Linked DNA regions of Mus musculus: all the other regions are linked to region 1. A link is a loop called in an ENCODE intact Hi-C map of the cell type or tissue named here. Cell type or tissue: heart. All regions are shown on one strand. Each heading gives the region's core, and the rest is flanking DNA. Links, peaks and the distances in the headings are about the cores only.

Region 1 (4,185 bases), core at 662-3,161:
GACCCCTGTGGTTGAATTAAGGAAAAACTGGAAGAAGCTGAGGGGGAGGGTGACCCTGTAGGAGGACCAGCAATCTCAATTAACCTGAACCCTCAAGATCTCTCAGACACTGGACCACCAACCAGGCAGCATACACCAGCTGACATGAGGCCCCCAACACACATACAGCAGAGGACTGCCGGGTCTGAACTCAGTCAGAGAAGATGCACCTAACCCTCTAGAGACTGGCTGGCCCTAGGGAGTGGGGCGTTATGTTGAAGTGGGGTGTTTGTGTGTGGGTTGGGGACATCCACATGGAGATGGGGATGGGGGTTATGGGGGGCTATGGAACAGTCAGAGGGTGGACCAGGATGGGAACTGTAAAAAAAGATAAAATAAATTTAAAAAACAGGAGCATTGACTTGGGAGGTTACAGTTGATATGGGATAACTTTAGCTTGTCTTATTTTACCACTGGAAATATAATGTATGGGTAAAATAGTTCATAGCTCAGAAAGTTGTTTTTTCTCTGTACTTTAGGGCAAGTTTTAGTAGAAAAAGACAACAGAAAGTTGGACTCAAGATGTAAAATCAGGTAGACACGGCTCCTTCTTGGGAACAGTAGCATGTTTTGGAAACATGGAGTTGAAATGACTGCTGTCGTGAGAGTATACATGAGGTATTCCTGGCATTGTCACTAGTGGCCCTGCACAATGACAGCAGCTCAGCCTTCCTGTGTATATACTACTATAAATGTCATTTCAAAGCTTTGTTTCTGATGCATATTTGTTTTAGTTGTTATCATTGTTGTCTGTTGTTTGGTTGGGTTTTTGCAACATCATTGAGGGGAATTAACTATATGATCTGAACGTGTGAATTATGGGAAATTAGCTAGACAGCTTTCAGAGAAATAAGAAAGAGGAGAGTACTAGGTATTTAAAATAGCATCTATAATCGTAGAAACAACAAACATAGGAATTGGGTTATGATAGTGTTTTACAAGATAGCATTACTAGAAAGAAAAGTACTGTGATATTTCTAGAGAAAAATTTGAAAACTTTCAATTAAATTTTTCATAGAATTGAAAAAAAAAGGTTTTATAAAACAAATTTCCTATATGAAAAGATAATTAAGATGCATGCTTACCGTATGTGTCTCCATTTGGAAATATAAATTTGATCTTATATACTTCTGACGAAGCTTTAAGAGATTGAGGGAAATAAAGGTAAGTTTAAATAGTTTAATATCATGAGACCCACAGCACATGTGCTTTCAGCAGGATTCCGGTAAATTCTCTTCACACAGACACACTGGCATTTCTACTGGCTGGTGCAGAGTCCTGAGGAAATAAATTATCTTCCCTAGATGGCCTATTTTAATTTATTTTGTATGATTTTATTAGTACAAAGTTAACTTTTTTTTTTCAGTCAGGCAGTAGTGGATGCTTTAACAATGCTTATCAGATTACGAAATCTGCTCACAGTGCCCACTGCAGCTATGCTGTGCTCTCCCGGAGGCACGAGCGTCTTCTTTGGGTAGAAACAGATTCTACCTCAATGTCTCATTCTTACTTTTGACTAAAAGGATGAACCTATGTAGGCCATGCAGGCTAGTGTCCAACTCTGTAGATGGCCCCTCTGCAAAGTCTGTCTGACTTCTTCTCATCCTTAAACTCCTCTGGTTCCAGGACTAGGGGTCTTAGTAAAGCAATGCTTATGTGTAGTTAGTCACCTACACTAAAATAGGGACCATAGATCGATGAAATGTCCTCCCACCACCTGACTCGGTATTGAGTACAAACAGAAAATGCTTATCTAGGGAATGAATGGCTCTTGAGACAGAATCATTAAACGCCTACTAAGCAGGACACTACTAAACACAACTGATCATACAGGAAATGAAGCAGTCCTCAACCGCTCTTCAGATTTCCACGTTTGATGAGCATAGTCTTGTACGGCTTTATCTCGGGGAAATGTTTCCCCTTTTTGGTTTTCAGGGTTTTTTTTTTTTTGGTTTTGTTTGTTTGTTTGTTGTTTCGTGAGAGTGTAATACTTTGAACACTACTGAAAGGAATTCCTATCTAAAAGAGTGCACTTCTTTTACAGAGCTATGTCACACCAGCATTTGGCCCTCTGCTGAAAAAAGTAAAAAGAAGTCTCAAATGCCTTTTTCGCCCTCTAGTGTTACAAATGTGGGGGCAGCACTGTATCATGTGAGTGTAAAATATCTCCTACCTGCTGCATGATATGAATTGGTAGCTTTATCAAAGATGGTTCCAATATTACTCAGGATGTCTTCTTTACAGATGATTTAAAAGCTAATTATATGTCTATAATATACATACATATATATAATATACATATAATTATATATGTACAATACACACACATGTATGTATATGTGTATACTTATATACATATATATATTGTGCTGGTACCCTAATGGTCACAGACCTGTGCTGTTTCTAGTTGTTTGGTGGTGTTTTTCTGTTTGTTTGTTTTTAAGGCGAGGCTAGACGTCTACAATTTTGTTCAGATGACTACAGGACCTGAAAAAGCTGTTGTTATTACTGATGCATAACATACTATTATTGCTCTTTATACATATACATAGATATATATACATATATAAAAATATATACACATATATAAATATATACACATATAAACATATACCTATATTTAAAATAATATTAATATATTATATGTTAATATATATTATATAATATATTAAATATGTATATATATTAAACACACGTTTAATTTTTGAAAACTGTACTTGTGTTTTCAACCATGTTGAGTTGTCATTGTACCAAAATCAGCAGCCATATTAGTCTAGAAACATCAAGCTAATTTCTTTTCCATTTGTACAGGCTTACTTCACTGTATTACATAGGTAAAACCTTATCTGTGTGAGTTCGATTACAGAAACTAATATTCTCTAAATAAGGGGGTGACGTTTCCACATTCAAATTTCTGGATTATGTGAGTTAGCAGGAACCTCTGCCATTGATCTGGCACCGTAAAGGAAACAAATCCGGAGTGATAGGCACAGCGAACCCACAGACTCGGGGGCCCACGCTGTATCTCCGGATCCCCCGACGCCGGGCTGTCGGTGCCCCTCCACCCCAGAGTGGATGCTGCGGCTGGCTCCGGGTCCATCAGCTCCCGAGAGGAAGCGCACTCACTTGATGGAGACGTGAAGGACAGGCTTTCGCGACTCTGCGATTCCCCTAGGCTCGCCAGCTCGGCAGGCTGGAGGGAGCTGGGCTCTAGGACAGAGCGGGCCTCGGTTGCTGGGGCGACCGGGCGACCTCTCACCCGGAAGCAAAAGTGCAAGAAGCCAATCAGAAGACACCTGGGCGGGGCGGCTGCTGCGGGTGAGGTCCAAGAGGGAAGCTGAACCCAGCCCGGACCCCGACCCTGGGTGCCGCCTCCTGAGCTCCGCAGCCAGCAACGCTACGAGCCAGGTACGGCCTGACGTGGCATGTGCGGGGCCGCGCGGGTTCGGGGTTGCCAGGCCCGCCTGCCGCCTCCCCTCTCTAGTGATCACATCCGAGGACCATGCAGCCCCTATGGTCCTGCCTGTCAGCCCAGGGGCAGTGAACCTGGACCTGCAGAATCCTGGGGAACCCCGGGATCTGCAGTCGAGGTCGTCCACACCCACGGCTCCGAGCAAGGTTGAAAAGGAGGGGCGCCAGCCCCATTTCCTGTCTGTGGCTCGGTGGCGACCCGAGGGGCTGTTTGGGGAAAGGGTTGGAGAAGATGGATGTTGAAGAAAGGAACCTTGCATGACTAGGTATCTGAATGGAGCTGGGGGAATGTATAGTGGTCAGAGGTTTGCCTGGGAGGCAAGCGGTGTGGGTTCAGTTTTCATCACCTCAGCTTGACGATGCTGTACGTGGGAGCCAAACTTGGGTGTGAAACAAAGGATCCTTTTAGAGCCAAACTTGGATCCAGTGTCTATGGTAAAGAAAGATGAAATCTTAGCAGGCTACATAGATAGTGGGATTCCTCCCTGCGGACTAGATAACCTAATTTGTATTCTACAGAAAACGTCTGGGGAATGTGATATCGGATGCCGCTATAATCGGTAAATCTTGGTTCAGATTTTTGCGTGAAAATTACAGCTCAAGTTGAAAATGTAACCTTTTCTGGGTTGGTGTGAGGCAACTTGTTTTAAGTCAGTACAGAATCTTCTTGCCTTT
Region 2 (4,185 bases), core at 461-2,960, 76 kb before region 1:
TTATGACAAGGAGCAACCATAACACCTGTGAAACTGCTGAAAGGACCCATAAGATAGCTGCTGTGAGAAAATATTTTGGGAGCTGAAGCTCTATCCAGGGGGAGAGCTCCACACTGACTCTGGCCTGTTCTAGCTGACGTTCATCACAGCCTTTCTAAGACTCGTCACCGAGCTACTTAAGCTCAGTCAACCCTTAAACCTGCACAGCTGGGTAGCAGGAGGAAGAGACACCTCCAGAAAGAAGGCGTTAGACTCTCACTTCCACGTCTTCTAACAGGTCTACACGTTCCATAGAAAGTTACATTGAGAATTTGTTCATCTGCTCCTCGTGGCTCTACTGAGACATAAAGTATGAGCACTGTATGAGGGAACCCTGGACCCAAGCCAAGCTGAAGCCATCAGGATAGTAGTTGAGTGGGCACGTAAACAGAAATTAAGCGGCCAGAGGTGACATTCAGATGGTGGTAGAACTGAAGAGCAGGAGAGTGAATTAGGTACTTAGATGCTATCAAGAGTGTTTATAAAAGATTCTAGACCCCCAAAAGTGGAGATTGCTGGTAAGTTGGATGGAAGATGGAACGTCAAAGACAAGTACCATAAAACAAAAATTTCAAGAATAGACTTTTTAGCTGGTTCTCCATAGTGTGGTGGGCGTGCTGTAACCATGACAACCTAAGTCATGTGAATACTTCTTAGAAATTATCAATGAGTCCTTGCACTTTTACAATATATATTATTGGGAGCCAAAAAAACTAGTTCAGTGTGTAGACTGTTGGCTTGTCCAATCAGGCTCACCTGCAGATGTATCAGATATTCGGGGATACGCTGTACTATGTGGAAAAACAGAGTGTAGATATCCGACTTAATCTCTTCATCACCCTGCATAAGAGAAACAAGCAGTCACTCTTCAAAGTCCCGTCAGCTCTGCAGATAGAACATCAGAGATTCCGCCCGCCAGAGAGCAAATGCCCACCAGACAGGTTCACGAGGTTTGGATCTCTCACTGGAGAGGCCACATGCTCAGGGACACACTCAAAGGGACAACAGTTTCCCAGTAGAGAACATTATATACATGCATACGTACATACATACATACATACATAATTGATCCAAGTTTCAAAACTCTCCCTTCTTCCCCAACCCTTCTACATGGAATGCTAGACAGAAGTAGGCAACCAGCAAGCTGTACTTGAATTAAATTAATGCATTAAGGTTTTCTAGCAAGTCATCTACTAATTGGCTCTGAGAGTGAACGAGAGCCCTTCCAGGGTGGGGACATCTGACCTTTATTTTCTTGCTGGCTTAAATTTACGCCATGCACATGTAGACGTGCATATCAACCACCTAACACTCTGTTGAAGTGGCCATGCTGAAATGGGACAGGATAGAGGCACTTTGCAGTCTTCTAGCTCGACAAAGGATGATTTGGATTCTGAGCCTGAAAACAACACATACAGCACCTAAGCTGCATGCTGGAGAACTCTGGGACTCCTGTTGGCTTTGTCTGTAGTTTAGTGTAGTGGATCATTAAAGCACTGCAGACCACAGCAATGGCACGGATCCCTGAATGAACTCCTTCAGCCTAGCAGAGGGCATCAGGAACATACTCAAGGCTCCTCAGCCTGGAAGACAAGCCCACAGGGCGCATGCTGTCCTGGTGGATGGATCAGCAACATGACATAGATGGTGTATAAGCCAAGGTCAGCATATGCATAGAGTTAACTTACCTCCTTCAGTACCACAACATGAACCAATGAGATGCATTCGGGTAAATCCCTCAGGTAGGCGACATAATAATCCAAGAAATTATTCTTTAAAACAAACAAAAATGCATGGTGAGAACCTGGAAACGGGAATGACGACATTTTTTTACAGTGCCATGAACATAAAAATGGAGAAGAATTCAGAGAATAATTTGACAGTTTATTAACTATGCTCTTTATTTGCTTTTAGATGATTTATTCATCTTTTTTTTAAATAAAGACTTATTTTTATTTTATGTGTGTTGAGTGTCTAAATGCACACATGTGGCCCATGTAAGTGTCTGGTGTCCTCAAAGGTCAAAAGGTATCAGATATCCTGTAACTGGAGTTACGCATGGTGTGAGCCACCATGCTGGTTATCAGCAAACTCCAATCTCTGCAAGAGCAAGTGCTCCTAGTCGTTGTACCATCTCTCCAGACCCTTATTCATCTTTTAAAGAGTTTTTTCCTTTGTTGTTTCTTCCAAATTTAGATGTACATGATAAGTCACATATATAATCTTAGCACTTGAGAGGAAGATCAAGAGAACCAGGAGTTCAAGGTAATCTTCAAGTAATCGCAAGTTCAAGGACAGCCAGTGATCCATGAGACTATATCTATAAAAATAGTGGGGACTGGAGAGCTGGCTCAGCAGTTAAGAGCACTGACGCTCTTCCAGAGGTCCTGAGTTCAATTCCCAGCAACCACATGGTGGGAGATCTGACACCCTCTTCTGGTGTGTCTGAAGACAGCTACAGTGTACTCACATAAAATAAATTAATTAATTAAAAAATAGTTTTGGTTTTAAGATGAGGGATCTGATGCCCTCTTCTGGAGTGTCTGAAGACAGCTACAGTGTACTTACATATAACAAACAAACAAACAAACAAATAAATAAATAAATATTTTTTTAAAAAGTACTGAGAGTCATGCAAGTTAAAGTATTTCTAAATTGTTAAATGATAAAAATACATTTATTATTATTATTATTATTATTATTATTATTATTATTATTATTGTTTTTTGAGACAGAGTTTCTCTGTGTATCCTTGGCTGTTATGGAACTTACTCTGGAACCAGGCTGTTGATAAAGATGCAGGCAAAAATTGAATAGCTCTAATTGCCTCACACAATGTTTAAAAATAAGAACCTTTACACAAAATTCTAAATGGCACTTATTCCAGCCTGTCTTCCCTAAATAATAACTGGAAATATCTGAGTAGCTATCTTTTGCATCTAAACAAACATAGCCTGCTTCAGCCAGTTCCAGTCAGTCCAAACTGTTTCACACTCAACTCCGTGTATCATATGTGCCACTGTCTGGTCCCGGGAACATTTGGGTTTTCAACTTCTGGTCTGCTTATGTTCTCAGTGTAACACTAAAGAGAGTTCAAAATTCAGCACTCTTTTTCTAAGGAATTGAAACAAAAAGAATGCAAGACAAATAGCCACCTACCATATCTTTCAAAAATCTATAAGGAGAGAAAGTTATATATGAATATATATATTTTATTCATGCTTATTTTATATGTAGATAGGGTTATATACATGCTTGATAGTGTGTATATACACATATATATACATGTGTATATGTATATATACATGTATATATAAATACATATACACATATACATGCATAATCAATGGAGGCCACAACAGTACACTACAAAGTTGTGAATCAGAAGGTAGAAGACATAACAGGGTTCCAGTCATAGATCACCAACTATGCAGCAAGCTGGATGATGTCAGCAAAGCCTTTCAGTGTCTATGAACCTACCCTATCAACTGCAGCATGGAGAGGTTACACTAGGTATCAGGGCCTCTTCTAACTCTGAAACTTGCTGACTCTTGATTTTCCATTAGGAGAAGCAAGTGAGTGAGACACAATCCATTCAAAGTCTGCAGAAGGGAGCCCCTTACCTCATCATTTGTCAACTTCAGGAATAAGTCTCCAAGGACTCCTTGGCGTGGCCACTTCAGGACCCTCTCCTGCAGCGCGTGAAGCAAGTCCAAGTGCTGCTGGACGAGGTAGCGCAAGGAGCCAGGGAAGAGGCTTGAAACAGAACACAGGAAGAATCATAGGAGCCAGGAGAAGAGAAGAAATGGTCCCACAGCAATAAACACAGCAGGCCCCACTTTCTAACAACCAAAACACTCTCACAAGTCTGTATTTAGGATTTTAAATTTCCTTTCAGCAAAGCAGACATCCCCAGACAACAGATAAGACCCCCTTACTGATGACCCCTTATGCCCTTTATGTGATTGGCCAAAAATAAAGAACAGATTCATTTAGGTCACACCCAGTAGACATTCTAAAGGAAATCTTGTTCAGTATTTTAGATTTCAAGCTGATTGATAACCAAACAATCTTTTTGGCTACTGGCTAGAATAGCGTTGCTTGGGTTAATGGTAAAGCTCGGTTAACACTGGCAGATAGAATTCA
Region 3 (4,185 bases), core at 461-2,960, 100 kb before region 1:
GGTGTATAAGGCCCTGACTGGGACAGAGGCTCAGGGCCCCTGGTGCTCGGAGGAGGGAGGGCCCGCATGGATGCCTGCAGTGCTGACTCCTGGCATGTATTATCGAATGGATTCTAGGCCTTCGATCGGGTTTACTAACTGTAAGTAAGATTAACACTGATGTTGGTGAGATTCGCCTTTCTGCTTTATAATCAAAAGTAAGTGCTAGGTCATCGAAGAGGAGAGAGAGCCTTACGTCGCTTCCGTTCTAAAACAGAACTAAAGAGGCCTTCTCCACATTTGAGCCTGAATTTCTGCACCTTTGATAGACTACAAATCCTGAAAAGCAATTTATGGCCACACTAACCTTTTGGGACCTTTAATAGCTGGTTTCATTGCCTTGATAAGTGATTAAGAAATGTAAGATTCCCAGTGGCAGAGTAAGCAAGTGTGGAGCAGACCTGTCTATTCTGCTTCTAGTACTCCCTGGGTGAATGACTGACATGCGCAACACAATGTCTTCCACAAAGCACTTGACACTTTTTTTTTAAATGGCAAATAAAAGTATAAAGGATGAGTCTGCTTTAGAAAACTCTAAAGAGGTTGGCTGTCTGTCCTGACATCCTATGATTTGATTCAGTATGGCTTTCTGTGCTGTTTATCACTATGCAGATTGGTTTTGAGTGACCTTAAATTATAAGCATTTGATAAGAGCCCATTTGACTATTCAGCCACAAATAAATATTGGTCTTACAGAACTGATGTTAGAACATAGGAATGAAGAAAAATCCATTTCATGGGATTTACGAGCTAGTATAAATATGTAGACAATATTTTATAAGTAGAATATTGTACATTAAAAATGTAACTACAGGGCAGTGGTGGCGCAAGCCTTTGATCCCAGCACTTGAAAGGCAGAGGCAGGCAGATCTCTGAGTTCAAGGCCAGCCTGGTCTATGGAGGACAGCCAGAGCTACACAGAGAAATTCTGTCTTGAGAAAACAAACAAAACAAATGTAACTGTTATGAAGAGAAAAGAGGACTGGTGAGTAGAAGTGTGGAATTTAACTGTAGTGATTAGTTAGCCTCATAGAGGTACACAAACCTTCCAAGAGGTGAAATAATGAGACATCTAAGTGGCTCAGGCAAGAGCCAGTTCAATAGTTCAGAGGCAGGGGCATCCTTGGTATATCTGAGAGCACCGAGGCTGCTAGTGTAGGTGAGAAATGGATATGGATAGACTATAAAGAGGTGCCACTGGGAGTTAAGCACTGAAGATCACTTAAAGCTTTAAACGCCATTGTCATCATTCTTAGAGCCCGTCCCCAACCTGGGCATCACCGCTCCAGGGAGGACTTGAATGGCCTTTCACAGGGTCACCTAAGACTACTGGAAAGCACAGATATTTACATTACAATTCATACAGTAGCAAAACTACAGTTAGGAAGTAGCAACGAAAATGATTGGCTGGGAGTCAGCACATGATATTAAAGGCTTGCAGCAGGCGCAAGGGTGAGAGGCGCTGACTTGGGTTGGGGCTGAAGCATTGGCAAGATCCACTTTACACTCACTGTGTGTGGGGAAGGACTAAAGTAAGAGCACGAGGGGGCGGACGAGGGCAGCGGAGCGGAAGCCAGGGCAAAGACTGAGTCGGGACCGTATCAGACCACGCCCACTTCACCACAGCCCGAACATCCTGACAGACACAAACCCAGAGCTGTCAAAGCCAACTTCAAGGCTTGAGGCCAGAGCAACACGAATGAAGATTACCACTAACTGAGGTGGGGAAGATACTGTGGGAAAGGCTTAGATATAAGTTTGAACATTTAAAAAAGTAAATCTGACATCAAAGGAAACCACAAATCCCAGAATGCTTAGCAGCCACAAGTCCTAAAGCCACTTCTGTTTCTAAATCACTGTGTGACAAGGAATCCCAACTTTACTGGAAGCATTGCTGTTTTGGGCTCTTGTAGAAACTTACTAATGGCAATGTTTTGTGAAAAAGTTAGTATAAACACTAGATAATTTTATTGTCCTAAGACTGTTATCTAAGACATTTAGTCATTCATTTGTCAGGGCTTGCAATTGATTTTTTTTCTTGAATATAAAATCAGTTTGCCAGTTAATAAGGAATACTTGCCATGTGTATGAATGTACTTTAATAAAATTTCAATGCAAAGCGCTTATTACATAGGTGACAAATTTAGGAATTCAAAATCTCAGAATAGCTAAATGTAAATGCAGCTCTGTGGACCAAGCCCAAAGTCACCCCACTCTAACAGGACTGAGGCAGTTCTGGGAATCCGGGAATCACAGTGTCATCGCTGAGATGACATAAGAAAGACGAGGTGGAAAAGCAGTTAGCCATCAGCTACCACAGAATTCCACTTCAGGAGTTTCATAAACAATCTAGCTTCAATCTCAGATGAGCTTAAACTCTTACAAAATGAAATAGCCCAGCAAAAGAACCTTAGCATTGTAACCCACACATCCCTTTCTCAGATGGTCCAATTCTGAACTCCGAGAAATAACATGCTCCTTGCGTGGGCTTGTATGTAGACTCTTCAAGGCTGCAAGTCACTCCTGGGACCTCCTAGCAGGAAAGTCTGCATCTCTGGTAAAGTGGCTTCATTCTCCTATCACCCGGATCATTTCCTGCAGACACCAGTGGTCAGAGGGCTGGAGACCAGAGGTAGAGCAACTGTCTCACCTTGACTTCATCCCTAACTCGTCATTAAGCCAAATATCACGGTCACTAAAGCCCCCACCTCCCCTTTCAGCTTACAGTGCTATCTAGAAAGATTATGGAATGCGCCAGAAGGAAACAGAGTAACCCATTACTCTTTTCATTGGAGAAGTGTTTTAGTATCAGTGAGAGTGGCATGATATCTTTAATTGGTTCTGAAGATGTCTGTATCTTCTCCTCTGATTGGCGTTTTCCTTAAACAGAAATGTGAGGGACTGAGCTGACGGTGCTGAAGTTTGGCCATATGCAAAGTGGAAGTGATTTATGAAGCATTAAAAAAAAAAGCAAGCATAGCCTTGCCCTTGAGAGGACTTGCTGTCTTAATAGGAAGGTAAGACAAATCTCAAAAGATGAAGTAGTCACACCACACAGGATCTCAGAAAGATGAGGCCTTCACGTGGATCTTAAGGATCCGCTCAGCGGGAAGAGGCAGAGCGAGGCTGTGAAGCTGACTGAGCTGGAAGGGCATGGCTCAGAGGCGGTGGAGAGCCTGGGTTAGTTGCATTCCTTTATGCAGAACCGCGGTCAGAAAACTAAAAGTCCTTATGGAGAGTGACCCTAAACCACCGGTGATGGCGAGGACTTGGGAATCTGAGCACAGACAAGAGCTGTGTTTGGTATGTGGATGTGCTGGGGATCTGGGAAGCAGGAGCGCTCAGAGGTGCAGGAAGAACTGCACTCACCCAGCAGCCAGTTATCAGGAAGTAGGGACCCAGACTGGCCACATTACTATTAGCTTAATAATATACAATAGTGGTCTGCAGATAGAGACAGGGTGTGCTGTCAAAATAAAATCTGAAAGGCGTGTAATATTTTAAAACTTTCTAGTAACCTACTGTTTTGATGACAAGCAGGTTATGAAAGGAAGAGAATTCTTATTTTTGTTTGTCGTTTAATTGTTTTACTCTCCACATCCGGTTGATTGGCATTGTGCTTTTAATCACTGCCCAGAACAATTTTAGCCTGGTAAAAACCTGATTTCAGTGGTCTATTAAATTCCAGGAAATGAAAACCTTAGCTGATATTTAAATATTGAAACTCCAAAAAATTTGTAGTAATCCTTTATATGTTTCACATATTTAATTGTATGCTGACAGCTGTGTTCCCAATTAATCACTGGGCAAAGAGAAAGTTGTAGTACTTAAAAATAAAGCACCCAGCAGTGCATTTCCACAGAAGCACTGTGTGAGGATATCAGTGTGAATACTGTCTTTAGGCAACTGCACACCACGGAGTCAAGTGGTTTAAACCTCTTTGTTTTGTTTCTTCCTACTATAAATCTGATGTTTGGTGTCAATCAAGGAAAAGGATGCATGGCCATCTGCAGCGTGTCTAGGTTCAAGAGCACACTGTATTACTCCAGAGCTAGGCAGGCCTCACTCAAGTAGGACTTAGTCCTCTACTTGGGCTATAAAAGCTTCTATTCTATACCGCTCAGAGACTTGCATAGTACACTCCTG

What was found. A loop is a pair of places that touch in the nucleus more often than their neighbours do. Peaks named below come from ENCODE experiments on the same cell type or tissue, not always from the same donor. Only the 100,000 strongest peaks of a DNase experiment are listed, where the experiment ranks them.
Region 2: a loop joins it to region 1, with 4 times the contacts of the local background. A loop is called at or near these places in 12 of 42 quality-filtered maps.
Region 3: a loop joins it to region 1, with 11 times the contacts of the local background. A loop is called at or near these places in 6 of 42 quality-filtered maps.

Annotation. Positions count from the first base shown.
Region 1 is chr17:80,289,318-80,293,502 of GRCm38, reverse strand. Dhx57 (DEAH (Asp-Glu-Ala-Asp/His) box polypeptide 57) reads left to right here and starts at 3,027. Exons shown (of 24, transcript NM_001163759.1): 1 at 3,027-3,447. Morn2 (MORN repeat containing 2) reads right to left here and starts at 3,291. Exons shown (of 5, transcript NM_194269.2): 1 at 3,166-3,291; 2 at 1,125-1,178. In heart, for the core only: a CTCF peak has its summit at 2,156 (motif pointing left); no DNase peak of the experiment used is centred there; H3K4me3 peaks cover 428 bases; H3K27ac peaks cover 336 bases.
Region 2 is chr17:80,364,879-80,369,063 of GRCm38, reverse strand. It overlaps Arhgef33 (Rho guanine nucleotide exchange factor (GEF) 33), which reads right to left. Exons shown (of 18, transcript NM_001145452.1): 10 at 3,663-3,795; 11 at 1,728-1,811; 12 at 796-879. Among named protein-coding and RNA genes, the nearest start is that of Gm10190, 6.6 kb to the left of the region's middle. In heart, for the core only: a CTCF peak has its summit at 1,572; no DNase peak of the experiment used is centred there.
Region 3 is chr17:80,389,278-80,393,462 of GRCm38, reverse strand. It overlaps a transcript of Arhgef33 not described here. Among named protein-coding and RNA genes, the nearest start is that of Gm10190, 18 kb to the right of the region's middle. In heart, for the core only: a CTCF peak has its summit at 1,573 (motif pointing right); a DNase peak (open chromatin) is centred at 1,542; H3K4me3 peaks cover 922 bases; H3K27ac peaks cover 516 bases.